Linked DNA regions of Homo sapiens: region 2 is linked to region 1. Evidence: chromatin loops called from intact Hi-C (ENCODE). Cell type or tissue: breast epithelium. All regions are shown on one strand. Links, peaks and the distances in the headings refer to the core of each region. The heading gives the core; the rest is flanking DNA.

Region 1 (15,497 bases), core at 6,774-9,273:
AGAAAGTAATAGGATTGGAAAGGAAGAAATAAAACTGTCATTTTCTGTAGACTATATTATTATCTAGTATCTACATTGAAGGCCCAAAGAATTTGTAGATAAATTGATATACGAGACAGGCAGGCTGAAGATACTTGGAAAGCAATGGAGTTGGTGGAGTTGGTACACTGGTTATCCATACAGTGAAAATGAAAGGGATTCTTACCTCACTTCTACACACAAAATTCAATTCCCTGTTGTTAAAGAATTAAGTATAAAAAGAAAAGACAATCAAATTTGTTAATAAATTTTATAGAACATTTTTTTAAGTTCAGAATGCAAAATATTTTTTATACAAGACACAAAAAGCATGTCATAAAAGAAAATATTGATAAATTAAATTACAGTAAAATTTAAAACTCCCGTGTATCAAAACACATGTCAAATAAAATTAAAAGCCACAAATTGGAATAAGATGTTTGCAATATGGAATTTATAAAATTAATAATTAAAAAACTCAATATAAAAATGGGAGAAATACATAATAAACAGGTATTTCACAAAAGAGGAAATATAAATAAAGAAAAAGCATATTAGATGTTCAGCCTTATTAGTGATTTAGAAAATGCACATTCAAAGCCACAGTGAGATACCTTTTTACACTCACCAGATTAGCTTGGCAAAAAGAAAAAGAAGTCAAACATTACCAAGTGTTAGGAGAAAGGGTTGTAGATCAACAAGATGTCTTCTGTACTACTAGCAAGAGTGTAAGTCAGTGCAATCGCTCTGGAAAATAATTCACATTATCTTGGAAAGTTGAGCATTTGAATACCAAAACATTGGAAAATGTACTCTTATATTGATACTCTAAATCTAGAAAAATCTTTGTACAGGAGCATCAAGAGATACATACCAGAATGCTTATTGCAGAACTCTTTTTAGTAACAACAAAAAATGACAACAACCCAGGAGGTAATGACAAATAAATTGTATTATAATTACAGGATGGAAAATCAAGCAGACATTTAAAAGAAAAAGAGTGAACTATCACTATACACACAAAAAAGAATCTTAAAAATGCAACATTGAAAGAAAAAAGGAACCCAGAAAAAGTAACTTGAGTGTGATACTATTTTTACAAAAAAAAAAGCAAGATGAAACAATATATTGTTTAGGAATATGTATACATACAATACAAATATAGATGTATACAGAAAGGTTAATATATTAATAATATATACAATATCATTTTATTGCACATAATTTATATTAAGTACATATAGTTCAGGAATGCACACATAGAAAAACTATTAACAAAAAATTCAGGATGGTAGTTACCCTAGGAGGAAAGCCAAAAAATGAAAAGGAAGGAACACATGAGTACAGGCAATGTTTCCCTGCTTAAATTTGGTGGCTAGTTTATAAATGTTTCTTTTATTATTAAACATTGTAACATTTAAGTAGTTATATGTATGCTTTTGAATATAACACATGTTTTACTAAAAATAAAAGTAAGAAAATAATAAGTGATCATTTTTTAATCAGAGTAATGTTACGACTAAAAGGATGGGAAATAACAGATGGAAATAAGAGAATATTAGAAAAAACTCAAATCAGAAATCCTTGGTTTCAGTAGAGCAAGAAGTGAAGTCATCTGAGAACAAGAGGAATGAGAGTAGTTAGGGGCTACTGAGTGTGTCATAGAGAAAGGAAGAAAGGAGGAAAGGAAAGGAAAAGTATGGATAGAGAGAGGGACAGTGGGAGAGCAGGGGAAAAGAGAATGAGTTATTGTCAAAGAAATGAGTCTCCACAGAAAATGGATTGTTTCAGGAGGACAACTGAATTTAGAGCATAGATGTGAACTGCACACTCTGAGGACTTCTTCCCTCAAAAATGGACTATTCAAGAGGAACCAAAAATGACTGGGGATTAATATGGAGATTGTCATGACTGTGTATATATAGAGAGAGGTTAATATATTAATAATATATACAATAACATTGTATCACATATAATTTATATTAAATATATATGGTTCAGGAATGCACACATAGCAAAACTATTAACCAAAAATTCAGAATTATGGTTACCCTAGGGGAAGAAAGCCAAAAAATGAAAAGGAAGGAATTTTTGTCATGACAGAAAGTTCAAAAGTGAGAGAGGCCTTGGGATGCACACTTAAATATGTTCATATCCTCTGGTCTATTTTCAGGGATCCATTCTAAGAAATCATCCTGAATTCTGAAAAACTTTCATACCCAAAGATGCTCATTACAGAATTACATATAAAAATGAAAACTATGTATAAATAAACTTAGTACCCAGTAACAGTGGAATGAAAAAGTAAACCATTTTACTTCATTGATGACATCTATTTAAATAGAGTCATAAGGAATTTGAATACTTGAGCAAATTGTATGCAAAGTGCAATTACAACTACATGTAAGAAATTATGCATTAAAAAAATACACAAAATACACTAAAATTTTGGCAGCAATTGCATTTGGATACTTTGCTCATTGGTCATTTCTTTCCTTTTATCTTTTCTGCATTGCTACATTGTCTTTTTTTTTTGAGATGGAGTCTCACTCTGTTGCCCAGTCTGTAGTGCAGTGGCGCGATCTCAGCTCACTGCAACCTCTGCCTCCCGGGTTCACGCCATTCTCCTGCCTTACCTTAGCCTCCTGAGAAGCTGGGACTACAGGCGCCCGCCACCACACCCAGCTAATTTTTGTATTTTTAGTAGAGACAGGGTTTCACCGTGTTAGCCAGGATGGTCTCGATCTCCTGACATTGTGATCTGCCTGCCTTGGCCTCCTAAAGTGCTGGGATTACAGGCGTGAGCCACTGTGCCCGGCCTGCTACATTGTCTTTAGTAAATATGTACTACTTTGAAAACAGGAAAGCAAATTAAAAGATACATGTATTAATTGTATTAGTTTACAGTTTAATACATTTATTAAAGTGGGTTGAAGATCAAGAAAATCAGGATATGACTAATGAATTGGCAGAAAATAATCAAGAAACCAGAAAACACAATAAGGGCCACAAGGAAGAAAGAATCCTTTGTATTTAACAGAGGGTAATATAGTGGGTTTAAAAAAACTGAATCTCTACATTTGAGCTGTTGAAAGTAATTTTCAGTTCCACATTGTAGCCATAGATGTGGGTGGCTAAAACGGACATATACGTGTGCATACACACACACACGTGCACACACACACACAATGTGAGTGGGAATGGATTTGGGGATATGAGGTGGACAAGAAAACAGTGGACCAAGTGGGGATGATCAGGGTAAGTGGACAAGAGCAACCTGAATGAGAATTAGCCAAGATAATGTAATTTTGTAGTTTGAACTTCAACAAAGATTCACAAATATTTAGCAGCATTACCATGGTAAATTATACTTAGGCATCAATTAACGTTGAGAGAGAAATAACCAATTTTGTAAAGACTGTGTAAAAACAAATAACCTGCTTAAATTGTGTTCTATTTATTAGTATGTTCAATTGTATATGAATGCATCCTAGGTCCTAAAACAAATGGCCCTACTTCATGTTTCTTCTTCACAAATACGTTCCGACTTAGTTTTCAAACTGTATATCTATATCTCAAATAAGCCTGGTCCAATTCATTATACAAATAAGACACAATTGGTAAAGTACATGAATGAAATCTCTGAAGATGGCATTTTTCAAGTGAGTCTCTGTATAATATCACCTTTGAAGTTTATTCTACTTTTCTTATCATACACTCTAGTCACCAAGGGAAAATTTATTTAAATGTTTCTGTTTCCACATATACCTCAGCCAACCTCCTACAGTAAAAAGTAATGCAATATTGTATGTGCTTTTTTGGTTTTATTACTAATGTATATACTAATAAAAGCTAAATCTTAATTCATTAGTATCATTGATAATTTGGAAGAATATAGAAGGCTAAAATGTAATTGAAATGAAACACATGACTCTTGCAAAGACTTAGTTCTGACCTAAGAAAGCCTCTTCTACTCTCAATTCCCCGTACCCCACTCAATCTCTTTAAGTCTCCCATAGTAGCCTAGGTATATTTCTACTTTTGTTCATACCAAAATCTTTTTATACGCCTGCCTCTGTTTTCCTCTAAAAACCCATTGAAGCTGAGAATATATTTAATTAATCTTTATATGTCAACACTCATAAAAGCACCTAGAGAATATTGCAAGCTTAATGAATATCTATTTGAACGACTGAATGGATGTAGGAATTAGTGATTGAATATTTTCTATCCAGTTATTAATGCTATTACATTACAGAACATCTCTGGCTCAGGATTCAGTGTTCTGGTTCTATATGAGTTCACAGCAGAGTATTATATTTTAAAGAATTATAAAGCTCATACTTCTACACTGCTAATCCAAAAATCAGCCTTTATTTAAAAATTAATTTCAGTGTACCCTATATAGTCTTAAAACATTATTATGCCTCCTGATAAAACTTCAAATTATATGTTCATAAATTTGTTTTTAACCTGTCAAGCATACATTGCGCCCCCTGTTACATACCCATTTTATTGTTATTGAAATCACTGGATTCTAAATTGCAATGGCATTCCTTTATTTCAGCAGTAATTTAGCAGGGACAAGCCCAATGATACATGGAAAATGCTTATTACCTCCTACACCTCTGCCTCTAGCTCGTCTAACCCTTTTTCCAACATCTATGAAAATAAGAGTTCCCTCCTTTCTCATCTGTTTTGCTCAACAAGATGCAGAGGGAAGAACAATGAACTTCAAGCAGGCAGTTCAGGGATTTGGTCCCAGGATTGTTACTACCTTCAGTTAATTAGACTTTGAATGCTTCTCCTAACAGTTCTGAGTTTCCATTTCCTCCTATATAAAATGAAAGGGTTGCACAAAATGATAATTGTAAAAATAAATAAAAGCTCTATTTATTAAGCTTTTACTATATGCAAAGAACTGCACTATGTGCTTTACATGCATTATCTCATTTAATTTTAATCCTCTAAACACGTTTATAAGGTGTATCAGTCAAGGTCCAGCAGGAAACAGATGGTACACATCAAATTGGGTAATTTGAGGAGAGCTTAATAAAGGAACTTTATTAAAAAGGTGTGAGCAGGGTGTTAGGAAACCACGAGGGACAGTACACTGCCCCAAGGCTAGTACTGGAGAAGGACATTGTTACCTAAATCCAGAAATGGAACTCTGGGAAGAAGACTGCTTGAGCTGTGGCTGGAATGCAGCCAGCCCTCAGGGACCCTGGGAATCAGCACCCAGACCTCGCTCTGCCCACTCTAGGCAAGCCCAAGAGGAAACAAGGGCCATTCTAAAACCATCCGTACCAGCCTTCAGGGGCACAAACCAGGAGGGGGAAAGTAAAGGGTGGACCTGCAGGGGCTGACAAATGTGTCCAGTAATATCAACCATTGTTATGCTGAGTTTATGCATGAGGTTAGTAGAGTTTAGAGGAGTCAGGTGACTACTAAGAGTTCACAATCAGCACAGGCCAGACCTAGTATTCAGCCCCTTCCCGTCAGACTCCAGAGCCTGAGCTCTTGATGGCTTTTTAGCCCTTGGAGTCCCTTTTTGTCTTTCTAGGGTTAAAAACAGCCTCAGAAGTGATCTGATTCAACCCTCTCCCTTAGAGATGTTTGAATAAGATGTCTCTCCATTTAGGACATGAGCCTTGCAGAGACCTCAGTCGCCTTTGAAAAGCTAGTGGTCTGTGTGCTCATTCTTCCTGTTCCAATACTGTGGCTTGTATCCTGACATGTAATTTTGATTTGTAACCCTGAATGAGACACTTGTAGAGACAAAGTTGTCAGGCAGTCAAAAGGAGAGAATGGCATTTTTTACTATTAAAATTTTTTCTTTCTTCTGACATTCTCTCCTCATTAAGCAAACTTAAGGAATTTTCCATTGACGAAGAGTTGTCTAGTGAATAGCTTTGCTTGGGGTCAAGGTGGAGAGTAGGAAGGGCAGTAAATTGATGACTGGATTTTCCAATTTCATGTGCTGGAGTCAGAACACAGCCCAAGACTCTGTTAAATGTGTTCCAGTAGACTATGGAAGAAGTGAGCAGAAGGCAAAATGTTTAAATGCAGTGAAACTAAAAACTACCATTAAACATATTCTTCAATATTCCTATGAGGGTCCTTAAGATAAGAAAAGGAAAGGAAATTCTCATAGAATAGTCAGAGGTTGTTAATTACTCTTTGCGTGAGAATTAAATTTGCTGAAGAGGGACGACTGAAGTAATTATCTGAGGTCAAGGGCCCTATCCCCAATCTGTCTGCTCCTCTGTCAAATAGAGATTTAAAAAACCCATTCAGTACTCTTAGTAATGGGAAACTCTTCCTGTATGTACAAGCACTTTTTGGCCTACAAACAGGTTGTAGTCTAAGATGGTCTGTAACTCAGTTGTTGGGAATATGAGGCAAATCTTCTAAAAGCCAGGGTGTTATAAATTGTGACTCAGGGCTGGACCAACCTTCGACAACCGTTTAAATCTCGAATCTAACTCAGTGTGAGTTGCAAAACTACTTCCTGGTATGAAGCAAGAGGAAAATGACAATACTGAGAACTCAGTGCTTCTGTCCCAGGTCAGGTCCTGAACCTGGCATGTTCTCACTGCCCCTCACACTCTAGCACCTTGAGGCTCAATGCAAGAATGGAACCTGAAAGTTTCAGGCAAGTGCCATGATTTGCCATCTTCATTACTAACAGGATGTAGGAAGCTTTCATGGGTGAACAGTGGCCCAGATATCCCTCCCCTCGAACTCAAAGGCCCTTTTTGTTTGTTTGCTTTTTACACCAGAGTGAAGGATAAAAAGTGGAAGAGTTATATGTTTGTTTTTGATTATTTGGAAAACTTTCCGATTTTAGCAGAATGTCTGCCTACAAGTAAAGAGGATCTGTGAATGAAGAAAAGGAATGGTTTGATTACCTTTTTAAAGATTATCCCCATAGGCAAGGCAGGCCTGAGAGTGCGCTCTGGGAGAGAAAGTTCAGTTTGGGGTTCCCTTTTAACTAACTGGGTAATACAGTATTGAGAGATTGACTCTTCATAGGAAATCTTCAAAAACCTGGCTACAGAACGTCTTTTTTTGAGGAAAATGATTTCCCTGCCATTGAACCCTAGCTAAGCAAGACTTTTGAGATTGCTTTAATCATCAGCGGCTTCAGTGTCTTGGTAGTGAGTGAAAACGGGATTAGGGTGGAATAAGGGGGAGAAGTTTCCAGTGACCCGTGGTGAACCAGTGTTAAGAGACCTCCCCCCTTCAAATAGGCCCTGCATGTGTAAAAGTCAATTTCTACTTTATGAGGGATTAGAACCAGAGAGCGGCTCATATTTAAACCCTGCAAAGATAAGGAACGGTGAGTTTACCCCAAATTAGCTTTCAAAATAGCTCTGATCTAGTAATTTGCCCAGTAATTTCCCCAGACTGGGGCAGGTCTGAAGAATTTAAAAAGAGGAGGAAGTGGTATCTGATAAACCTATGGTTTAGGATAGCTGAATTTGGGGTGGAGGGGGGAGTGGAGGAAGAAGGTAAAAGAAGAGGAAGAAATGTGGGGAAGGGAGAGAGAGAGGAGGGAGAGAGAGAGAGGGAGAGAGAGAGAGAGAGAGAGAGAGAGAGAGAGAGAGAGATCGAACTCCACCAGGTTGCCTTCATTTCCCCGCAAGATTTCACCCACTATGAGCTTCGGTTGTTGCTTTGTTTATGCAAAGTTAGTCGGCCTGAGACACAGGGAAAGTGCTGAGATCCACGCTGAAGAACGCAAAAATGATTTTTAAAATGTAAATGAAACCACGCACACACACACACGCACACACACACTGGGTCGGGGCAATCCCTGCCCGTAGACTTAGAAATGAAAACACGCCGAGGAGGGCGGGCGGGAGGCCGCGGCAGCAGCGGGGAGCGTTGTCGGTGACCGAAGGAGCTCTGGTGAATATCAGGTTCGGATTAGTGACAACTCAGAAGTCACGCCGGCGGTTGGGGGAGGGAAGTTTGCCAAGGTCTCAGAACTCGACGGAAGAGACAGCGGCTTCCCTTGGCGCCGGGCGGAGCGGGGCGTACGCAGAGAGACCTCTGTCCCGGCCCGAGCCAGCTCACCCCCAGCTCTCACACCCCGCCCTGAGATTGAGTTTGTCAGCGATCATAAAATGGGAATTGATTATTCCAGCCACCATTGATTAGGGAAGAATGCTTACTGCAGCAGCGGGGAAAAGGTTAAGAGGAAATTGACCTTCTTCCTAGGTGACATAAAGTCATTAGGTAAATGAGATATTCACACTGGAGTTTTAAAAGGTCACGCTCAATTTTTATTTGTAGCCTGAAGAGTCAAGCTGGAGCTGGGGCTTAGGGCAGGGACCCCGCTCTTCTGGACAAGCAGACCGACAGGGAGACAACTGTCTTGCTGCGCTGGGCAGGGCCAAGGTGGGAGGTGGGTTATTGTCTGGGGAGGATCGCACTGGAATTGGTGGAGTCCCGGGCCCCCGAACTCTGCGCCTCCTGCCTGACCCGTGTGTGCGCCTCTGTGCATGTGTCCCTCTGGGGCCCTGCGCTTCGCGCGGCGTCTCCTCCGTTCCAGTCACCCGTCAGCAAAGGGATGCCGGGCAGAGGCAGACGATTACAAACACTTACCCTACCATAGCCGGCCACGTATCACACAGAGTGAAAGTGTTTTGTTTTGTTTTTTAAGGAGAGGGTGAGAGATATATTTATGCACATATTTATCCCTCTAATTATAGGAATTAATCCTCTTACTTATGACTAAAAGGTAACGTGGAAGGACGTCTCTTTGATGTGGAAAAGCACCATTTGTGACTCACATTCAGACTGATTAAGGAATAATTGTTGTTAAACGCTTTACAAGAGGAGAGTGTTTAATTGAGGGGCATTCGTAATTTTACGGCTTAGTACGAAATTAAACGTAATTAAAAACTCAGAAATTCCAACTGATTTTCCAATTATTTTTATTGTCTGAGTTAATTATTACACAAGGGTATCACTTTGCCCTAAAGGCATTTTTTTAAAAAGCAAGCATACCTTTTCCAAATATAGCAGAGAAGCGATTCAAAGCTTTCTCCAGGTACAAGCCTGGTAAAGGACCTTCCTTCTTCACTCCCCTCTCCTTCGGTCCCCCGCGCGCCCCTCCTTCGCCTCCGGTAATTAAGCGTTTCAGCCACTCTCCCCTCTCTCTGAGTTCCTGCAACACCTTGGGATGTGAGAAAGTGATGGCAGTTCTCTTCTGCAGATCATTACAGCAAAACTGGAAGTATCTGTAGAAGGCTGATGAATTTCTTGCAGTAACACTTGTCATACATGGCGGCGAGATTTTTTTTAAAACAAGCTAAGTAAACACAGCTCTCTGGGGGCGATCCCTCGATGCCTCTGCCTTGGGGTGTGTGGCAGGAGGGAGGTAACACCCAAGTACCGACTGGAAGTTGTTTATAAACTCGCACACGAAGACGTACAGATGCACGCTGGAAACTTTCTTTGGTTTGCACTTCTATTTCTTTATTTATTTACTTATTTGAAAGAAGGATGGGTATGAAAGAGCTTCTCAGTTAGATTATGAATGTTTTTTTAATGCTGGGATTGACGGCAAAAAGCCAAGCTATGTTTGTATGTGTAGCTTCTTTAAATGTCCAAATAGACTTATTTAAGTACATCAAAAGGTTTACAGAAAGTGCTTCAGTGTTATGGAAATGAAAACACATCCTCACAGCTAGTCCAGAAGTGGCCCTGTCTTCCCTATCAGACTTGGGTATCTTTCCTATCAAACCCTGAAAAAAAATAAATAAAAAACATAAAATTGGGGAGAGCGTGGATTTATAAGTTTCAATTCATCTGGACGGAGAGTATGGAGCGATGGAATGTTTGTGTTTCAATAAGTCTTTAATTTCTCTGAGATTTTTAGGACAGGGACTTCAGTGGATTCTAGCTTTCTATCCGCTTTCTATCCCTTTCCCCTCCACACCCCATAAAATAAATGATTGCCACTGATCTGATGTGCCAGGTGAAAATGGGTAGAATTAAAACTATCAATTCTGTTTCCAACGTGTGTCTTTCACTTGAGTTCAAAAGCTTTTAAAGTTAAAACGTGCCGATCATTTATAAGTATTATTTCTTTTTCTACCATCGAGGCTTTTAAGTAAAAAGAAAGAAAAGGTGTTTACATTTCCAAATTCATTTTCCCTGGAAGATTTCAATCTGCCAGGTAATTTGATGATGGACCCTTACGGTATGAGAACGTCTACCTGGTGAAGCCTGGTTTACCCGAGTGCGGCCAAGTACACTCAAGTCCAGTTTTTCCGTTTTTTTACTCCAATGGTATATTTGGAGCTGGGATGTGGATATTTAAATTCGAAGCTTTCCAAGTGCCTCAGTACTATTTTGAAGAAGAGGTTAGAGTAGGCAGAATTGGGGAGAAAGGAAGAAGGATCTCTTTGAAAGTTAGAGATGGTGAAAAAGACATGTAATCCGATGTGGAAAATTGAGTAAAAGAGGTAGTGCACACTTTAGCTTAGGCAAAGATTGCTGAATCCTTTGAAGAAACTGACACGGATTTTCCAGAGATGGGGTGGGTGTAGGGGGGGAATCCTAGGGTGGGCATTTTATGTAAATTAGCATATTTGAAATATAGTACAAATCCAGTATAGTAAAACTGACAGTTCTGACAGTATTGACAACATAAATATATGTTTGAACACTGCATTTTCAGACACTTAACCGATGAAGCAATAAAAAAAATTCGACTACAATATTTCAAATAATCGACATTGATGTTTTGATACATCTTTTTATACTCCAAATCGATCTATCACTCTGGGGCTGGTCAATTTTAAGTAAAAATGTGCTGCTATTATTTGTACCTTGGCTAATGATGACCTAATAACAGTCCCCAATTAATTACACCCGAACCGTGCTTTTTTTTCCTTCTGCAATGGAGGTGGGGGGCAGTTCTTGGAAAACAGAACCCACTATTGTGCCATCCTTCCCCTCCCTTGTATTCCATGTTTGCCACGGGTGGGGGTGGGACTTCAGATTTAGGAAGGGGTCTTTGTCTGGTTGATCATAGACGTCACAGGCTGAGGTCCCCTCACCTGAAATAACCACCCTCTGGGTCTGTATTGGGAATACGGTCCTCACTTTTACTTTGCAATGTCAAAACTAAATTTTAGAAAATTCAATCATAACTCTCCTTCAGGTCCCATGTCCTTTCCTCTGTTTCAAGGACTAGATGGAAGAGATTTGCTCAAAGATTGGAAATTTCTCTCGGGCTGTGTGTGTATGTGCGTGTGTGTGTGAGAGAGAGAGAGAGAGAAGAGAGAAGACAGCGCGCGCCACATGAGAATTTTAATAAAGTAGGGACACAGCCAGGTCCAAATCTAAAGCACCTAGCCTGAGTAGAATCTCTCCCACAGCCCCATCCCCTCTGACCTCCCTACCCGGCGTTCGATTGTTTACCGGCTACTGAAGAAAAAAAAAAAAAGCTACAAATAAGAAAGACAATGACCTGCAAATTGCAGGAAAGCAGGGAGGAGACTGTTGGGTATTGCATCCCAGGCGTGCCTCCTCCCGCACTATGACTGTTGGCTTTCTCTCTTTGCCCTGTGAGTTTTCCAGTTCTTTCCCACTCCTCTCCAGATTTGGTGGAGGTGGGGGGAGGGGGAAAAGAGATAAAGCTGATTAATTGAAGGAGTAAACAATCCTGGACAGGCCTAGATACAAACTCGAGCAGTCCATTGTGAGGTACGGATCGGGCAGAGGCGGTGGAGGACCGCTCGCACCCCCACTCCGACTCCATCTCGCAGGCTAGGCGCCGCGCCGTGCTGTTCCCCCCCCCGCCACCCCCACCTCCCCCGTTAAGCCCCGACCCTTCCTCAATCTCGCACTGAGACTCGGCCTTCTGACCTAAAACTGAGCTGGGCTCCTAGCCCTGAATTCCAGTGTCTGATTTCTTTCCTCCAAACTTCATGAATGCAGTTTTAAGCCTCTCCAAACCACCGCCAGCTGAGACGCTGGGACTTAAGCGGCACGCTAAGCAACTTTAAGATGCTAATCAAAGGCAAAGGATGTGTGTGATCCGCGCTGGGTAAGGGGGAGGAGGGATCAGAAAAGAGAGATCCGTCGCCAGAGCATCTCCCACTTGCGAGAGTTACTAGCCTCTGGCCGGGGCTTTCCAAGCCGCCTGCGCTGAAGTAGGGGTAGGAACTAGACAAGAGGCCGCAGGAGGACAGAAAAAAAGAGGAAAACAATCGAGCGGAAGAGACGAGAGAAAAAGCAGGAGAGAGGAAGAAAGAGAGGAAAGAAGAGAGCGCGGGAAGGAGGAAGAAACAGTGAGAGCAAGCGCACGTCGTGTTTGGAGCCCCGCCAGATAGCGCTAGAGGGCTATTTATTGAAGTCCTTTCTATGAGATGGTGAAGCCCCTAAAATTGGGAGAAATAAAAGAAAAGGGGGCATAAAGGAAAAAAGTATAATAATTTTACTCCATTTTATTTAAAAAATAAAGTGTGGGGTGCTTAAACGTTATTAATGGGAGGAGGCGGAGAATAAATCATTATAGAAAGTTTAAGTGGGAAAAGGACCAAAGAACCAAAAACCACCACCACCACCACCACCACCACCAACAACAACAAAAGCAAACAAAAAAGTCCCCTTCCTTCTGTTGATCCCAGCTAGGAAGAGTGAGTAAAGTTAACAGGTAAGGAAGCCAGTGGAATTATTTCTAGGCCAACTTTCAGAGCTGCTGGTTACACTGCTGGGAAGGTCAAGAATAGTTCACAAGGATGAGCCGATGTTTATGGAGAAGGGATGTTTTAAAAGTAATAGATGGCTGCAAGGGGTGGAGAGGGAAAGACAAACACGTTATTGGAAACGCCAAATAAAATATATATCAAAAATTCCAACTGTCAGCCAGCAGGTCTTGAACAGAAGATAGCCCCTTCTGCCTTTGTCCCAGCGATGCTGGGCTCAGGGCTGTTTCTGCAGGGCTGAAATCAAACTCCTTGAATAACAATTTAGAAATACTCTGAGACGCTTGGAGAAAATAACTAGACTACAAAAAAAAAAAATCACTGTGTCATTCAGAACCCAAAGAAAAGTGCTGGGGATGGAAAGAGAAGACCTAGTGACAGAAGTGGAGTCCAGAGAGAGAGAGAGATGGAGAGAGAATAACATATTTTTGATCACTGTTACTTGCTCAGTTCAGTAATGCAAGAAATAAAATTTCTTTCAAATGATACTTTACTTTTAAGTATTGACTTGGTTTTATCCTAAAATCTCTGGCATTTCACATATCTAGCTTCTCATTTTAAACCTGAATTTTCCTTTTACCTGAAGGAATTTTTGAAAATCAAAGTAATAATTCATGTCTTTTTTCAAAATCAGTAAAGAGAACTTCCCTCCCGGAATAAAAATTAACCTTACAGAGTTTTTAAAGATATGCTTAATCCAAAATATTCCAAATCAAAACATTAAATAAAGTTACAGATAAGATTAAGGTTGGACTTATTTGCTTCTCTAGCAAGGCGTCAATTGTTCTAACTGTTGTAAGAAGACAAAAAGGATTTAAACCTGGCGATTTTAATACACAGATTAACACTTTGGACTTCTCAGTTCTGAGGAATTTGAAGTTATCTGTGCTAAGAAGCTATAACTTTCAAGGAAAAGAAAAAGAAACAGCTACACAAGCTCCTTAAGGAGTGTGGGCAAATTCACCTAGAGTCTGGGTTCATAAATTCTTGGTTCAAATTAAACACTCCCCATAAAGCCAATGCCCTTCAAATTAAGGGACTATAGTGGAATTCAATTATTCCTTTTAAATCTTAAATGTTACCTATAATAGCATTCCATGTTGGCTCAAAAAAAGAAAATGAAAAATAGAAAAGTAGCAGTTTTCAGAACTCTTGGGGCTGCTTCAATAAGAAAGAGGTGATTAAAAACAGACTCTTAAATTTGAGAGGCCCGATTCCCCCTTCCACTGGTCCCCACCCGCTTGGTCCCCTCCTTTTCACCTCTTTTTTATGCAGTACCCCCACCCCCACTCCAGAGCTAAGTAGCTGATTTGGGATTCTGAAGAAATAGGTTTCACCATCCATATTTGTTCTGGGGCACTTGTAAAATGCGATTTGTAGAGGGTCTTTAGCCTTCTGATTGTCTTTGAATTGTTTTTACTGAAACAGATCTTTTGCAGTTAATGAGTCCCCACGCAGCTGGACAGCTCCTCTCGGACACTGAGAACTCTAACCCCAAAATGACCCCAATTTGACACCGCAAGATGAAATTTTACCGCCTGTTAAAACCATTTCCAGCCTGGGCAGAAGGAGCTGACTGTTGACGGAGGTGTGTGCCACCTCCTGCGACCCCCATTTCGTGCCTGTCTCCCGGGCCTGCCCCACCTACTTTCCTTTCACCCCAAATATGGGAGAGCAGATGAGCCTGGAAGCCTGGGTGGGAGTGCCAACGCTGACAATGGGGCATTAGCAAAATGCCACCAGGATGGAAATCAGTAAGTGCGGGTACCCTACTCCTTTGGAATCGCTTCTATTGGACTGGAAAATTGGGGATGAGGGAAACCAGGAAATTCTTATATGTTAGATGAGCCTTTTTCAGCTCTATTAATAAAACACCCGCAAGTTGCTGATTAAAGGTAATAGTGTTTTGAATTCAGCAGACTGACCAAGAACCAATACCTTGAATCGACTCCAACTTGATCTCCTCATGTGTAATCCACTACACTAGGACTGCTATTTTAAACTAACAGTTTCATAAGTGACATGCAACTAGATCAGTAAGATCTCTTTCGTTCAAAGAAATTCTGGGTTCTCCCCTGAGACAACTGGCAAATTTTAAAAAGACATAGATTTCCTCCAGTAGGAATGCACTTTCAACACTCTCACACTTTTTTAACTAAAAGTCGTTGAAGTTAAATATGACTTTTTGACAATATCTTAAAATGTCATATTTCTCTCTCCCTCCTACACCTAACCATATTGTTCCTGTTGTTTGCTTTAATGTATTCAATAAAATGCAAAAGAAGTTAAGAATATGAAAGAGAGAGACAGAGAAAGGCGTTAAGGTTAAAAATGCCTTCTGCATCTGATAAAAACACATGAAAATAAAGTTTAAACTTTTCTTTTTTTGTAAAACCCAAGATTATCACCAGATAATCAACTCATTATTAGCTTACAATTGTTTGAAAACATAGAAATCGGCCGGGTGCGATGGCTCACGCCTGTAATTCGAGCACTTTGAGAGGCCGCGGCGGGTGGATCAGGAGGTCAGGAGTTCGAGACCAGCCTGGCCAATATGGTGAAACCCCCGTCTCTATTAAAGACACAAAAAATTAGCCGGGCGTGGTGGCGCGCCCCTGTAATCCCAGCTACTCAAGAGGCTGAGGCAGGAGAATCGCTTGAACCCGGGAGGCGGAGGTTGCAGTGAGCCGAGATCGCGCCATTGCACTCCAGCCTGGGCGACAAAGCGAGACTCCGTCTCAAAAAAAA
Region 2 (15,497 bases), core at 7,216-9,715, 100 kb after region 1:
GGTTGGGGAAAGAAGGGGGAAAGGAGGACTGGCTTTGAGTCATCCATGTGCTGTGGGAGTGTGTGATTTCTTCCACTTCATAAATGTGGGGACAGGATGGTTTTCTTTCGTTATAGAAAGAAAGGATATACACATCTCCTACTATATACTTTAAAAATCCATATGTAGAATGTAAAAGCATGGAGAAAGTTCACCACCACGAGGATATCTAGAGCCTCGTGAAGCTGCAAAATTCCCTCCTTTTGTTTGCACTGGTGCTCTATGTTGCACTGCACAGGGGGAAAAAAAAGGTAGAAAGCAAGCCTGCTACAGATGTGACTAGCTATGAATATTCATGAGTGCCATTGCTCCTCCTTTCCTAGAGCATCCAGGCCTTTCTGATCTTCCTCTTGCACAGCTCCCAGATGCTCCCCCTGCCACCCACCCCACACTTCCCCCACCTCAAATCTGCCCTCCCTGACCAACCCTGGAACAAGACTGCAGTTTATTTCGATAACATCCTGGCATGATACAGTGATCGGTGGCCTTAGAAGTGTGTTTGTGTGTGTGTGTGCATGTGTGTGTGTGTGGATATACTCCTGCACCAAAACAAAGGGGGAAAAGAAAAAAAATGTAATTATCTACAGTTTTATGAATTCAACTCCCCTTAATGTTCATTATTTAAACCAGCAGCAATTACAAGTTCAAAGGGGTTTAGAGGGCCAGCAACCCGCATAATCACTGCCAAATTAAGCGGGACTCATTCGTCACAGGAGAGTACACCCTGAGCAGTGAATCATGCATGCCGTGACAGGCTCTGATTTACATAAAGCAGAAATCTGTGCCCTCTGGGGCTGCACGTTACTTCTTCTCAGTAGCCCTGTGATACGTGAATTTTCTTTTGGTATTAGGAAGCTGATACTGCCTCCGACATGGCATAGCGTTCCGCTAAATATTGACAATAGCTTTTCACTTTAGTGTATACTTGAGCTCAAGTCACATGTTGGGCCACAATGTCAGTGCAATTCTGATTCTGGGAAAGAAAAGAATTTGTTTCCCCTAAAGTTTCTGAATTAAGTACTTTTATGATTAAAAAGAATGAGAGTTTGGTGGTACAGTTGTGTTTCCTTTTATCCCAATCTGTTCAGGTCCATAGTTAAAAATCTATGGTGCTGATAAGGAGCAAAAAAAAAAAAAAACCCTTAGACCTATGACCTAAGTGCCTGAAGGGAGTGATCCGTTGAGGAATGCCCCCTAAGGCCCTTTCCTGTTTGGCATTTAGAGAACTTTTGAGTGTTACCTAGTGACAGTTGGAGACGATAATTGAAGTAACCTGTGCTCTGAAGCTGGACTTTGTGTTACCAAACTTGAGAGGACTTCTGATTGGATGGTCCAGGAAACCTGCCTGAGTGCCGTCATCAGCCATTGAAATCTCTTGGGTCTAAACAATAAAAAATTCCAGAATTAAGTTCAAATCAAAATGCATTTGGTTTAGGATGATTGTGTCAGACACCAAAACAACATATGTAGATTTTTATCCCCCATTCTTAGATGTTCTCTCTTGTCTCTTTAGGCAAACCTTGGCACTATTTTATCAGTTGTTTTCTCTCTTTTGGGAAGAGCTCATTTTTCCATTTGTGGCTCAATCATCTTGGTGTTATGATGTCATTTCCCCACACAGTCATTCTCTTTTCTCAGATATAGTACTGCATCCACACTTAGGATTGGAAGCATTTGGGCTTTGAGAATTAGTTTGGCAATTTGGGAGATAATCGACCCTTGTTTTTGTGCTGACTTTGAAGTGCAGATAAAGGTCTTGTGGTTTTGTGTCTTGTAACTGGGTCTACGCTTCACATATATCTAAGCAGTGGGTTTAAGAAGTTCTTTGCAATAGATCACAGTAGTTTGTGAAGCAATGTGACAAAATGGACCCAAAGCACCCTTAAACAGGCTTCCTGGTGTTCTGCTATTGTTAACATTCTACCACCACCACTCAAAGCCTCCAAAATTTCATCTTGCCATTAAGTCTCTAGATACTTTGTTTCCCTGGGTTCTTGCCCATATCTTCCTCCCTGAGATTCTTCACCAAGTGGAGATTTTGTATGCTCAAGTGTGAAGTTACAGAAATGTTGTCTCTACTGTCACAAGTATACTGTAAGGTGGCCTGCTTATACTGGAAAGAGGAGTAAGCCAGGAATATCAGTCCCAGGTTAGTCCAGTTAAGAAACCAGGTTAAATGGACAAGTTGTTTCACCTCTCTGAGCTTCAGTTTCTTCAGTTGTAAAATGGGTATAGTCATTTCTATTTTGCTTAACCCAGAAGTTGTTATAAGGAGTGGTAGTTGTTAATTTTATTTCATTGCCAAAGCTCTGAATTCATTGAGCTGTTTGAGTTCCTCCTAGAATATATATATGTATTATATATATATGTAATATATTAGCAATATTATATATATATATAATTTTTTTTTTTGAGTTGGAGTTTTGCTCTTGTTGCCCAGGCTGGAGTACAAAGGCGTGACCTCGGCTGACTGCAATCTCTGCCTCCTGGGTTCAAGTGATTCTCCTGCCTCAGTCTCTGGAGTAGCTGGGATTACAGGCGCCCACCACCATGCCCAGCTAATTTTTTGTATGTTTAGTAGAGACGGGGTTTCACCATGTTGGTCAGGCTAGTCTTGAACTTCTGACTTCAGGTGATCCATCCACCTCGGCCTCCTAAAGTGCTGGGATTACAGGTGTGAGCCACGGTGCCTGGCCTTAAAATCATCTTTTTTCCTCTCCTCTCTTCTGCTCTTCTGTGTTCCTCAGAAGTAAGATCCTTTCTCTCTCGTTTCTTCAGGCCTTATTCTCACATCCAGGCTGAGCTTTGCTGTAAGGTGCCATCTGGCACTCTCAGTGGAAGGATTCTCCTGGACTCCATGAAATCTTCCAAGCCAGTTTCCTTTCTCTCATCACTACCTCTAGAGTCCTAGGGAAGAAGAATCAACATTTTGACTTGCGTTCTTGTGTGGTCCCCTCCTCCAGAACTCATCCTTCTTTTTTTCTGTTTAAATAATTTCATGCCTTTTAAAACCCAAATACTGTCAAGCTTTTAGGGTCACTGAGATTGAAATATGCATTTGCAGGAGGTAAACATTGGTAGACAAATTTATATACTGTAATATATACCTAAAGTGCCAAAAAAAGCCACATTGAAAAAATATTATTCTAACCTTTCATATGTACACCTGAAAAATATAGTCAATGACTTGCAAATCCAAATTAGATTTATAGTAAATTATTTAAAGATATTCTAATAAAGAATTTAATGTAATTGAATTTGTACACATTAGGGCAATCTTAACTAGCATGCTGGCAAAAATGGCCATATAGTAGTACCCTAGGTAGCATATTGATATTACAAATATATGTAAAATAGGCCGTATATAGATGCACACACATGCATGTATACACACAAACAAGCAAAGTGTGGTAAGGTAGAACCTATGCAAAATAGGGGAAGAATTGTAACATTTTCTCAGTGAAATTCATGGGACCTTTTTGTGGGCACACGTCACCTGTGGACTACTTTGTAACAGGCCTATGAATAGGATGCATGATTAGATTCTGAGGTTCAGTTAGTGATAAAAACGGAAGCATGCTTTCTTTGCAAACAAATAGTGCATCTCTTCATTCACTTCTTTCTTAGCAATCTATGGTTTCTAACATGGCCATACCACTGGGAAAGGACTGAGGAACAAGGAGATGTTTTAATGATCAAATTTCACCTGCTTTGGTCCAGCCTCTATAAAATCTTGCTGCTATATTGAACCAAAGTACCCATCAATGTTCCTTTTATTGGACATGCTTCATATATTGTGATGAGATTATATGCATCCGTAGAGGTTGTTAGGAAAAACTTAACATGCCACTGATGTGCAATGAAGGAAAGTTAATTGTGTTGATGCCACAAAACTGCATCAATGAGTAGATCCCTCTGTCAGGAGTGTTAATCTGTCTTGAATAAAAACTGCTACACAGGTTTGTAACCAATAGCCTAAGGTAAAACCTGGTATTAATAAACATATGGCAATGAATCAAGCCACAACTATCTTTATTCACATAGGGATCTATGGACTGTAAAACCACCACCGGGCGCAGTGCCTCACACCTGTAATCCCAGCACTTTAGGAGACTGAGGTGGGCAGATCACGAGGTCAGGAGTTCCAGACTAGCCTGACCAACATGATGAAACCCCATCTCTACTAAAAATACAAAAATTAGCCAGGTGTGGTGGTACACGCCTGTAATCCCAGCTACTCAGGAGGCTGAGACAAAAGAATTGCTTGAACCTGGGAGGCAGAGGTTGCAGTGAGCCGAGATCAGGCCACTGCACTCCAGCCTGGGTGACAGAATGAGACTCCATCTCAAAAAAAAAAAAAAAAAAAAAAAAAAAAAACCACTGATAGATGCTGGTCTGTAAACATAATCTTTTTTCATATTGCTCACAGAATTTAAGTCAAATGCAGCTACTGACAACGCACATGTCTCTTTTTCAGTTTCTATCATATTATCAGTAATACACACTTTCATTAATCAAGAAAGCTAATTCTTTTGGACTCTGCATCTATATACATTTGTATCTTAATAAAGAACTTCATTTTTCTATTTTGAAATGTCTGCGTATAATTAACTATCCTGGAAAATTTCAACTATCTTGGACTTATATCCAAGCAACTCTTATATAATTCAACTGCATCTGAAATTGGTCATCATTGAAGGTGACAAATTGGGAAATGAATAAGATTTGCATGACTGAATTTTGTGTGGAGACAAGAGATAACTACTTTGAAAAGTTACGTATCTAAATTTAGTAAGTGAGCTTTTACTCTGTGTGATATAATATCCCTAACCCAAAATATACTTACATACAGAGCTATTTACATGTGTTCATCTGGAGGACGGTCTATAGACTACATGACATTTCAGGTACATTCCAGTTCAATAAATCTTTCCCTGTCATGTCTTCGTAAGGAGCAATAGACTATTGTTTTGTTTCATTTGGAGAACAGTGGCTAAACCTGAAGCTAAATACAGAGAGATGGGCAAAAGGAGATATGATAAGAATGACGGTGTTTGTGAACTTGGACCTGATTTGTCTTATGCTCCCTAAATCATTTTGGGTGCAATTAATATTGTGAATTAGACATTTTTCTTGGGTGAGGGAAGTAGAGATGTGAATGTGAGTTTGGAAGGAGCAAGAGATAAAGCTAGATCAGCAATAAATCCACCCTCAACCCCCATTCAATTAAGTTTTAAAATTCATTTTAAACAGCTGATCTGAATAACGCTAAGGAGCTTTGGAGATTCATCTAAAACAGTGCTTTTGGCCGGGTGCCGTGGCTCAAACCTGCAATCCCAGCACTGGCGGAGGCCGATGGGGGTGGATTGCTTGAGCCCAGGAGTTCGAGGGCCAGCCTGAGCAATATGGTGAAACCCTCTGTCTACCAAAAAAAATTAGGAAGGCATGGTGGCATGCGTCTGTAGTCCCAGTTACTCCAGAGGCTTAGGGGTGAGGATCTCTTGAGCCCAGGAGGCACAGGTTGCAGTGAGCCAAGATCATGTCACTGCACTCCAGCCTGGGGTACAGAGGGAGACCCTGTCTGAAAACAAAGAAATAGGCCGGGCGTGGTGGCTCATGCCTGTAATCTCAGCACTTTGGGAGGCCAAGATGGGCGGATCATGAGGTCAGGAGATCCAGACCATCCTGGCTAACATGGTGAAACCCCGTCTCTACTAAAAATACAAAAAATTAGCCAGGTGTGGTGGTGGGTGCCTGTAGTCCCAGCTACTCGGGAGGCTGAGGCAGGAGAATGGCGTGAACCCAGGATGCAGAGCTTGCAGTGAGCCGAGATCGCGCCACTGCACTCCAGCCTGGGCAACAGAACAAGATTCTGTCTCAAAACAAAACAAAACAAAACAAAAAAAACCCACAGTGCTTTCCAGGATTATTTTTCAGGCTGTGAAAAGCATGGGTTAGAACACATCAAATGGGGTGTGTCTCCCTTACCTCCATTAACTGTAAGGACATTAATTCAATGTTCTTATTCATTTATTCACTTATTCTGCTTTTATTGAACAACCACTAAATACATTAGGTGCTAGTTTAACTGATTTAGTTTTTTAATTCATATCCATATTTACTCTGTGTATCTATGTAGACACATGTTAGAATTGTCAACATTCATTTATATTTTTTGTACCCAAATCAATTTTTTTCAGACCCTCCTTTTCAATCTCCAGATCCTTGTCAATAGCAGACTGAAGAAGTGAAGAAATCTTTAAATTTTCCAAGGATAATTTTGTGAAGTATCAGAGAGACTAGGAAGCAAGTTTCTAGAATACTTTTTCCAAATTGAATGACTTCATAATATTTGAAGCGTAATTCTTCATTGCCATAAACTCACTCCAAAGGATATATTTTAAAACACTTTCATTGTCTTAATAGACACAATCTTTTGTGTAAATGTTTCTCCAGCCAGTATTTTCCCATTTACACAACACTTAGGTATCCTAGCAGTGCTAAAATAAACATTGGCTTCAGCTTAACAGGACAAATGTTTGCACTCTGGAATTGTTTGTCAATGAAATAAATATTTCCAACCCAAAACAAAACAAACCTGAACCCCAAATGTATTAATGTGAAGATGAGACCAAATTTATATTGGGTTTATGCTCAAGTTGACATCTTATTTTTTTTTATTTTTTATTTTTTTTTGAGACGGAGTCTCGCTCTGTCGCCCAGGCTGGAGTGCAGTGGCGCGATCTCGGCTCACTGCAAGCTCCGCCTCCCAGGTTCATGCCATTCTCTTGCCTCAGCCTCCCGAGTAGCTGGGACTATAGGCGCCCGCCACCACGCCTGGTTAATTTTTTGTATTTTTAGTAGAGACAGGGTTTCACCGTGTTAGCCAGGATGGTCTCTATCTCCTGACCTTGTGATCTGCCCGCCTCGGCCTCCCAAAGTGCTGGGATTACAGGCGTAAGCCACCACGCCTGACCCTTATTTTAATTCTTATGGTCACAGAGACCATACTTTTATGGGTTATCTTAAGGAATTCAATCAATGGAAAAAAGTGATAATTTAAGAGGGGGGAGATATGTTTACTGGTTTAGGGTTCCATTCTGCTTTATTCTCAGCCTGAAAATTCTCCTTTATACCTAAATATGTGCAGCACAAAATGTCGTTTCTTATGTTTGTTCCTATAATGCGTTCTGGCACTTATGTGATGCTTCACTTAAAAATACTTAGCTCTTTCTTTTTCCCCCCAAATCAATAACTTTAATGCCTGCTCCAAATAAGCTAAAATAGTTTTGATAATTTTCTAGCAAATGGCAAACTTTTACCTTTTAGCAGTTAAAAACTTTCTGAAATATTTAAAAATCACTTTGACAGTATATTAAAGTGAGTGAAAGTCTTTATCTAAAGATCCCACTCAACTTTTCGTGTACTTAAAATATTATAGGAAAATTGAGGAGGTGACTTATTATAGAAATAAGAAGACTTAAATGAATAAATTTTCTGAAAGGAAAGTGACTCTTGTGAAAGATCTCAAATGGCAGACTTCATTTTGTGTTTTATCTTTGCTGGCTTTTACTCACCTACACTCATTTACAAATCCATGAAAATGGTTCAAAGGTCATTGGTGAAACTTGAGAACAAATGCAAAACTTCCAACTATGGGAAATAGGTAGAAATACATTTTAAAAACATTGGGTTTATTAAATTGGGTTGATTTTATTACTAATTTATAAATCAGTCAAAAATGTAACGCCAAGTTCATTGTCCTAGAGCGAATATAACTATAGTTAGCAAGCCAGCTAGATAATCTGTAGGCAGTTGGTGATTAAACTAAAAATAATCTAGTGGAAAAAAATTGAAATATTCTTTAAACATTCTTTCATTGACCGGCTATATTCAGGATAATGGTAGCATTAAAATGAATACTTTTCTACTGTTTAATTCTCTGCGTTCGATTTAACATTTTTAAAAAGGTATCCTTATTGATAGCAGACGTTTCAGCCTACCCTTGTATTTCTTACATGAAGAGGAGAATGTTAGGTTTTAAAATCATTAAGTTTTGCTATATATTGAAAAGTTGTTTTCTAGAGGTCTGCAGACCTCTTGCAGACAACATTATTCTAGGTGTTAGCATACTGATGAAACATCAAGGATATTTATCAAAAATACCAACTGCCTCTTTATTAACATAGCAAAGGCTTATGGACATTAATCTTAGATGGCGTTTTTAAAATTGAAGTTTTAAAGAATCAGAATGAGGAACAGAGAATTTTCTAAATCAGTGGTCCCCAAGTGTGTATTCACAAAAAGGTGATGGGAAGCTGTGTTAGTTAGAATGTTTTTGCCTTAAAATAACAGAAAAATATTTCACAAACTGGCTTAAAGGATAGTGAGGAAGTTCCAAGGTGTGTGGTATGGTGGACTCCAAGAGTCAGTGGTTCAGTCATGTCCCCAGAGACCCAGGGTGTCTCTGCTGCTCTTTGTTCACATGCCGGCACCACCCTCAGGGAGGGTTTCTGCATAGTTGTAACATGACTGCCAGGGCTACAGGCCACTTTATTCAGGTCCAAGTGGCTTCTTGTGAATTCTCTTTTTCTTTCTTTCTTATTTATTTATTTATTTATTGAGATGGGACCTTGCTATGTTGCGCAGACTGGTCTTGAACCCCTGGCTTCCATTGATCCTCCCACCTCCGCCTCCTGGATAGCTGAGATTACAGCTGTGCTCTAATATACCTGGCTGGATCTCTTTTGAGAGCTAGGCTTCCCAGAAGCCTCTAGCAAAAGTCTTTTCATGTGGGCCAGAAGTTGGTCACACTGGCAAGGAAATCGGATTGCCCTCAGACAAATTGGACCCATCCTTAAAGTTGGAAGGATGCTCAAAAGAGGTTTAATTCCTTACTGTCAGCCTTATACACTGTTATTATTCTCATTTCACATGTTAAGCAAGTACATAATGCCCAGAGAGATTAAATATATTCGTCTAGACTTACTCAGCTAGTAAAAGGTGGCAGACGATCCTACAACCTCGGCTATCAGTGTAAGACACACAGATTTAGTCTTTTCATATATATTTAACAATTTCCAACCCCTTCCTTCTAAAAAAGATACATTCAAAACTGGGTCTGGCCTGGAAAGAGTACATGAAGCAGTACATGTTTTCATGAAGCTACAACAGAATGGCTTTAAAAACTTAGCCAACAGGAGTTTGTTTTTACTTTTATTCAGGCATTTAACATGGTTATTGGCTTATCCATGAAGAAGCAAGTTAAGTTTTTGTCAGGTGAACAACGAACAGTTCTGCATCTCTAGTGAGCTACGTCAGTTGTAAGAGGGAAGATTTTTGAGGAAAAAATTTCATTGGCACTAGCCCTAGTGATTAAGAGACGCATATAGCTATCAAATATTTGTGAGTAGAGAACAGGGACAAGATAGGTAATGAAGGAAGGAGTGATTTAAAGTAGACTTGCATAGATTGAAGGTGAACAATATAGTTTATAGACCATGGATCAAGCTGTGATGGAGAAGATATAAGGTCACACCCCTGAAAGTGTTAGAAAAGCTGACATCTTAATTTCTCCAGATAATAGAAATTGTAACCATTTGCATAAAGTGAAATTAATTTATATGGTTACGATACCCAAACATTCTGTATCCTTCAGAGGGAAAGAGATACTGCCAGGCCATGGCTTAATTTGGGAATTATTTATAGCTAATTATCTTTACTTCTGTCAACAGTTTAATGATTTTTTATGGTATGAAAAACAGTAGCAATGCTGAATCACTATCAAAAGTCAGCATTCAAAAAATTAAATAAATGGAAAAATCAGTGGTCCAAATAGTGCAAAAAAAATGTGTATTATGCACAGGCAAGATTTATTTGTTTCAGAGTTTATGTAAACAAATACTTAGAACAAGGGAAGAAGATTATAAGTAATTGTATAACAATAAAAATGATTCAGTACTCCACCTCCCAAAGGATCTTTAAGTGCTTTACAGAACCCCCCATTTCATTGAGAGATGTGTAATAGATTCATTCACTTACATACGTAGAAATAACTTGTCATGCCGTTAAATTCCTCTTCTATAGGAATCAAATTAGTGTTGGGAACTCATTGTCAAAAGTTACATCATGGGCCCAGTGGCGTACACCTGTAATCCCAGGACTTTGGGAAGCCAAGGAGGGCGGATGACTTGAGCTCAGAAGTTTGAGACCAGCCTGGGCAACATGACAACGCCTCCTCTCTACAAAAAAAATACAAAAATTAGGTGGACATGGTGGTGCACATCTGTAGTCCAAGCAACTTGGGAGGCTGAGAGGCGGAGGATCTCTTGAGCCCGGAGGCTGCAGTGAGCAGAGATCACGCTACTGCACTCAGCCTGGTTGACAGAGGGAGACCTTATCTCAAAAAAAAAAGTTCCATCATGATGGGTAGGACTGGCCTACAGAATGCAGTAAACTAGTTAGTAAATAATGTCTGGATGGTGGTGCGTCAGCAGGAATGGTACTGTGACATGCTGGTCCCTGGAGGGAGGTGTTGCTGCCACCACACCTGAAAGCTTTGAGCTCCTCAGAGGATTCACTGGAGACCTAGATTGTTCCATTCGTGCTTTCAGTTAAGTCAACTGAGCAACTGACTCCCTGCTGAAGTCCCACTGTTCACTTTTCTCATATTCGTTTTTTATCATCTTACTCTTTCTCCTAAAAATGTCCTTTGACTTTTCTAATCAGCTTTATATTTCATTACGAACTTACAGAAAAACTCACTTTCACCAGGAGTGGCTGGATAACATCATGGTGAGGGCATGCGTTAATGAACATGACTTCTTTCACAGTGTGCTCATGTAGCCATGATGTTGAAAAGGCAAGTTAAATAAGCTTTTGATAGTAGATGTTTCAACATGGTTTTTATGAATTGGAATTTTTTAGAACATCAGGTAAAATCAACCAGAGGCTCCAACATGACTTTCTCTGCCCCATAATCTTTTTTCTTGTGTTTTTAAAATTGGTATATCATAATTGTACATATTTGGGGGAAGTACATGTGGTATTTTGGTACATGCATACAATGTGTTAGGATCAAATCAGGATAATTGGGATATCCATCACCTCAAACATTTATCTTTTCTTTGTGTTGGGAACATGCCTCATAATCTTGATTGTAACACTAGATTATAATCTTGATGGAACATTATCTGCCATGTAGTGTTTTGTTGGCTGATGTGGCTCAAAGCCTACCAAGGCATGATCTTAGTGTTATGCAAGGGATCCTGCTGGGCTTTGTCTGACCAAGTCTGGGTCTTGTTCTGGAATCTCCATGGGTACTATCAGTCTGCGGTATCAAGAGTGCTAATGACAGGCCTTGAGGCAGAGATGTGGACGTGTACAAAGAGCAAGCAGCTCAATCTGAAGCACATGGGGCACATGGGGCATGCTGACACGTGTAACAGAATCATCTATTGAGGCCATTTCCAGTTCTATTATTCTGTGAGTCTATGACGTTTCCTGACATCATAGAAGATTATTTTCCTTTTCCTGGAGAATTGGCTGATAATGCCTACAGCAATGAAGGGCCTCACCTGCTCAGGCTGTTTTGTGCTTGAACATCACAGTTGAAATTTATTGCTAGAATTCTGATTCTAGCACTGTATTCAAGATGGCAGCACTTATTAGCAGAGAATTATCAAGTTCACGTGCTCTCTGAGCAAGAAAAGCCCTTAGTTATCCTAAGATTTTGGTATAGATAATTATTTCTCTTGAGTACAGGAAGAGCACTTCATAACCTGTTTAAAAGTATTTTTTTCCCTGTTTTTAGCTTTGGAATGGTAAGTAGAAACTGCTAGGCATGACCAACAATTAAAGTCATCCAGTAGTTGTGGAGGCCCAAAAGCCAACCTGAGATTTCTCATGTCAGTTAAGGAAATTTTAATTGCTCATTTACATTTCATCTCAGTCATTTTTGGCTGCTGTAACAAAATACCATAAACTATTCAGTTTATAAACAACAGACATTTATTTCTCACAGTCCTGGAGGCTGGGAAGTCCAAGATGATGGTGCTGGCAAATTCAGTGTCTGGTGACGGCTTACTTCCCGGTGTAGAGACAGCCGTCTCAATATGTCCTCATATGGCAGAAGGGGTGAGGGAGCTCTCCAGGGTCTCTTTTATAAAGGCACTAATCCCATTTGTGAGAGCTCCATCCTCATGACCTAATCACCTACTGGAAGGCCCCACTTCCTAATATCCTCACATTGGGGGTTAGAATTTCAACCCCCAAATATGAATTTGGGAAAGACAGAAACATTCAGTCTATAGCACACTGTATCATGGGGAACAATATTTTAGGAAGAAATTTGGAGAAAGAAGAAGATTTCAAAAGTCAGGACCACTTCTTAGTACATAAAATGGCCTGTTGATATTAGTAAGAACTACTAATTTCTCACTAATGGCTACAGCAAGTGTCATATGGAGTCCAACATGTTCGTATCTAAGTGACAGAACTCTTGCCTTTTATTGATTTTTTTTTTACTTTGCCTTCCCTCTCTTCTAAATTTAAAAAAAATCAAAATGTATGAAGTCTAAAATATTGACAATTTTAAAACAGAAAATTTAGCCAGTGGTGTTTTTGTTGTTGTTGTTGTTGTTGTTTACCCTGGAAGACTTATTCATATCATATTTGAGCAAAAGTGAGTGTCTGATGAATGCAAAGCTTTCAGCTTTCTGAGAAGTATTTTCTGGAGTATCACACAGAGTCTATGGCAGAGTCTATGGCCCAGTGAAATCAGAATGTGCAGGTCCATTTAGGCTAGAGGGAGGGTCTCTGCTAAAAGGGCAGAATAATCAGAGGGTGTTTCTGTCTCACTGTGCAGCAGGTTGGTTTGCTCTGGGCTCCCTCTGTGGGTGCCAAACTAAATGCTCAAGGCTGTCCTGCAGCTGTGGTCAGTCATTCAAGGAAAAATCTTTGTGGAGGTAAGTGAGCCCTCCAGGAGACATGGTTTTATAGACTTTCCATATTACTTAGGTATTGGGAGGATGGCTCTGATAAAAACAGTGCACTTAATAAATTTAAAAATAAAACAAATTTTGTTGTAGCACTGTCTTCTTAGAAATCTTCCAATTGAAAGCAAATAAAATAAAAAGAATAAAAACTTTAGTTTTCACTCCAAACAGCCTCCTTTCCTGTGCAACTATATAATGGAAATACTTCATTACATCTATTTCATTGTCTCGTTTAAATGAAAGTAAATGTAAGAAAAAGTGGGCCAAGATGTGAAATATACGAAGCTCCTTCACCCCCTTCATTAATCCCTACCACTAAAATACAGATGAATTATTAAGAAAAAAATGCTACTAGATGAGGAAACTAATCAAAATCACTTAAACCAAAATGTTGCCTGACCGTATATTCATTTATTCACCAATATTTAGTGGTCTTTATTTTCCTTCTGCGGGCAAGTACTTCACTAAGTGAAAGGAGGATGCAAAGATGAGTCAGAACCCAGCCTGCCCTCAAGAAATTTAAACACATGTAGGAGAGATAAAATGTGAATATGTAACATAAATTAAAAGTAAAAAGTGAAAAGTGTCAAAAGAAAACTATGGGTACAGGGCTATGGGAGTTGGAGGAAGGAAAGATTACTTCCAGCTGAAGAAATTAGTAGATGTTTTAAGGAGGCTGCAGAAGCGGGGAGGAGGAGGGAGAACTTTGAAGGCAGGTGATGGGGTGGGGGTGGGGGCTGGAGCCAGCAGGACGGTGCAGGGAATGTATGGGAAGCAGTGATTAGCAGGCATTGCTTCCATCAAGGCTGAGATAAGGCTGCCTGAGCAACAGGAAATGATGTTGGGAGGGCAGGTCTATTCAGACTAGAGACCACATTGGTTAAGGATTTCAGATATAATTGGGTGGAGAATGAGTTTTTGAGCAAGAAACAGACAGAATATTGTTATAATTCAGAACAATTAGTTTGGAAAAGTTTAATCAGATGGGTTGAAATGCCAAAAAAAATGAGATAGAATACTCATTACAAGGCTTTTGTGTAATAAAAATAAGTGTTTCACAAAGTACGGATGATGTACGGTTTGTGGCACGTATGGCAAATCTAAGTGCTATTCAGATTTTAATAATAACATAGGTTTAAGTACATATTTAAAAATATAATTTGTATATCGAACCTCTTATTCTATAAACTATTGCCATGGATGAATCTAAAGAAAACAATGTAGGTCAAGTAAATTTAAAATATTAAATAAATAATATAGTGCATGTGATCTGCCCATATTTCCCAAATCTTGAAGGCCTTAGGGGAATGACTAAAGGTTGCAAAAGCCTGATCTAAGTGTAAGCTAATGAGTTTCTACCTTAGGGCAATGGAAATGGAAGTGAGGAGATAAGTATGAGAAATAGTCTGGAGGAAGAATCTGCATATTCTGGCAATCTAAGTGTGGTGAACAGGGAAAGAGGGGGAAGCAATCCAACATACTGCTAGGGTTTTGGGCCTGACTATATTAGAATGCCAGTAACTATTCAAATAAATAAAACAGGAGTAGGTTTATGAGAAAATGAGAGTCCAGTATATGAGCATGTACCAGGCATTTGAAATGCAGAACTAAAGGGCTGGAGTAGGAAGAGATTTAGAATCAGCCTCTGATTCTCAAGGGTCCAAGGTAGTAGCTGAAGTGGTGAGATTGTTACTGAGGACTCTAGAGAAGAGGGCCAAGGATAGATCCTTGGGAAAGTATACTTAGGAATGGCAGCAGCTAGAGAGGCCCAAGAAGATACTAGAGAACTAAGAAGATAAGTGAGAAAATACTTCTTCTCTTAGTCATGAAAGATTACTTGAAGCCTGAGCCCCCAGTATAGCCCTGTGATTGGCATCAGGTAGTTGCTAAATAAATGTTAATGCAAAAGAAATGCATAATCAACAGATCAAGGTCGACAGAGAAGGGTGAGGGGACCAAAGGGAGAAAATACCAATGAATTTGGTCGTGAGGAAGTCATTGGTGACCTTTCGGTCTGTAGAGTCTCAGTGGAGTGACAAGGGCAGAAGCCAGATTGCAAGAAGGGAAGGACAGAGTGGGGGGTCCGGAAGTGGACTTTTCTTTCAAGACCTGTGAAAATAGAGAGGATCCTAGCTTGGGAGGGGGCAGGGAGCGGAGCTGAGAAAAGTTGCTTGTTTTTTGCTTCTCTTCTTTTAAAGAATACGGTATGCTCATGCACGTTTGTAAACAAGAAGAAAGGATCTGGTAGAAGTGAAGAGATTGAAAATTCAAGGGATGGGAGAATATGGGCAAATTGATGGGAAAAATAAGTGGGGGAAAATCAAAGGCACACATAGGAAGAATAGCCTTGGCAACGTGGAAGAATGGCTCTTTCTCTGACAGTGGGTGGGAGTAAATACAATTAGCGATACGAAGAGGAGAAAAAAAGGGGAAGCTCATTTTGACTTTGGTTATTTCATTTAA

What was found. Hi-C counts contacts between places; a loop is a spot of excess contacts. Peaks named below come from ENCODE experiments on the same cell type or tissue, not always from the same donor. Only the 100,000 strongest peaks of a DNase experiment are listed, where the experiment ranks them.
Region 2: it touches region 1 in a loop (9-fold over the local background); 6 of 110 quality-filtered maps call a loop at or near these places.

What each region holds. Positions count from the first base shown.
Region 1 is chr15:37,103,434-37,118,930 of GRCh38, reverse strand. LOC124903465 (a long non-coding RNA gene) reads right to left here. Exons shown (of 2, transcript XR_007064581.1): 2 at 8,947-15,497. Among named protein-coding and RNA genes, the nearest start is that of MEIS2, 11 kb to the right of the region's middle. RefSeq lists a silencer at 8,514-8,563 and an enhancer at 11,795-12,336. In breast epithelium, for the core only: no CTCF peak of the experiment used is centred there; a DNase peak (open chromatin) is centred at 7,958; H3K4me3 peaks cover 2,026 bases; H3K27ac peaks cover 2,500 bases.
Region 2 is chr15:37,000,527-37,016,023 of GRCh38, reverse strand. All of the region lies in intron 8 of MEIS2 (Meis homeobox 2), which reads left to right. Among named protein-coding and RNA genes, the nearest start is that of MIR8063, 35 kb to the right of the region's middle. In breast epithelium, for the core only: no CTCF peak of the experiment used is centred there; no DNase peak of the experiment used is centred there.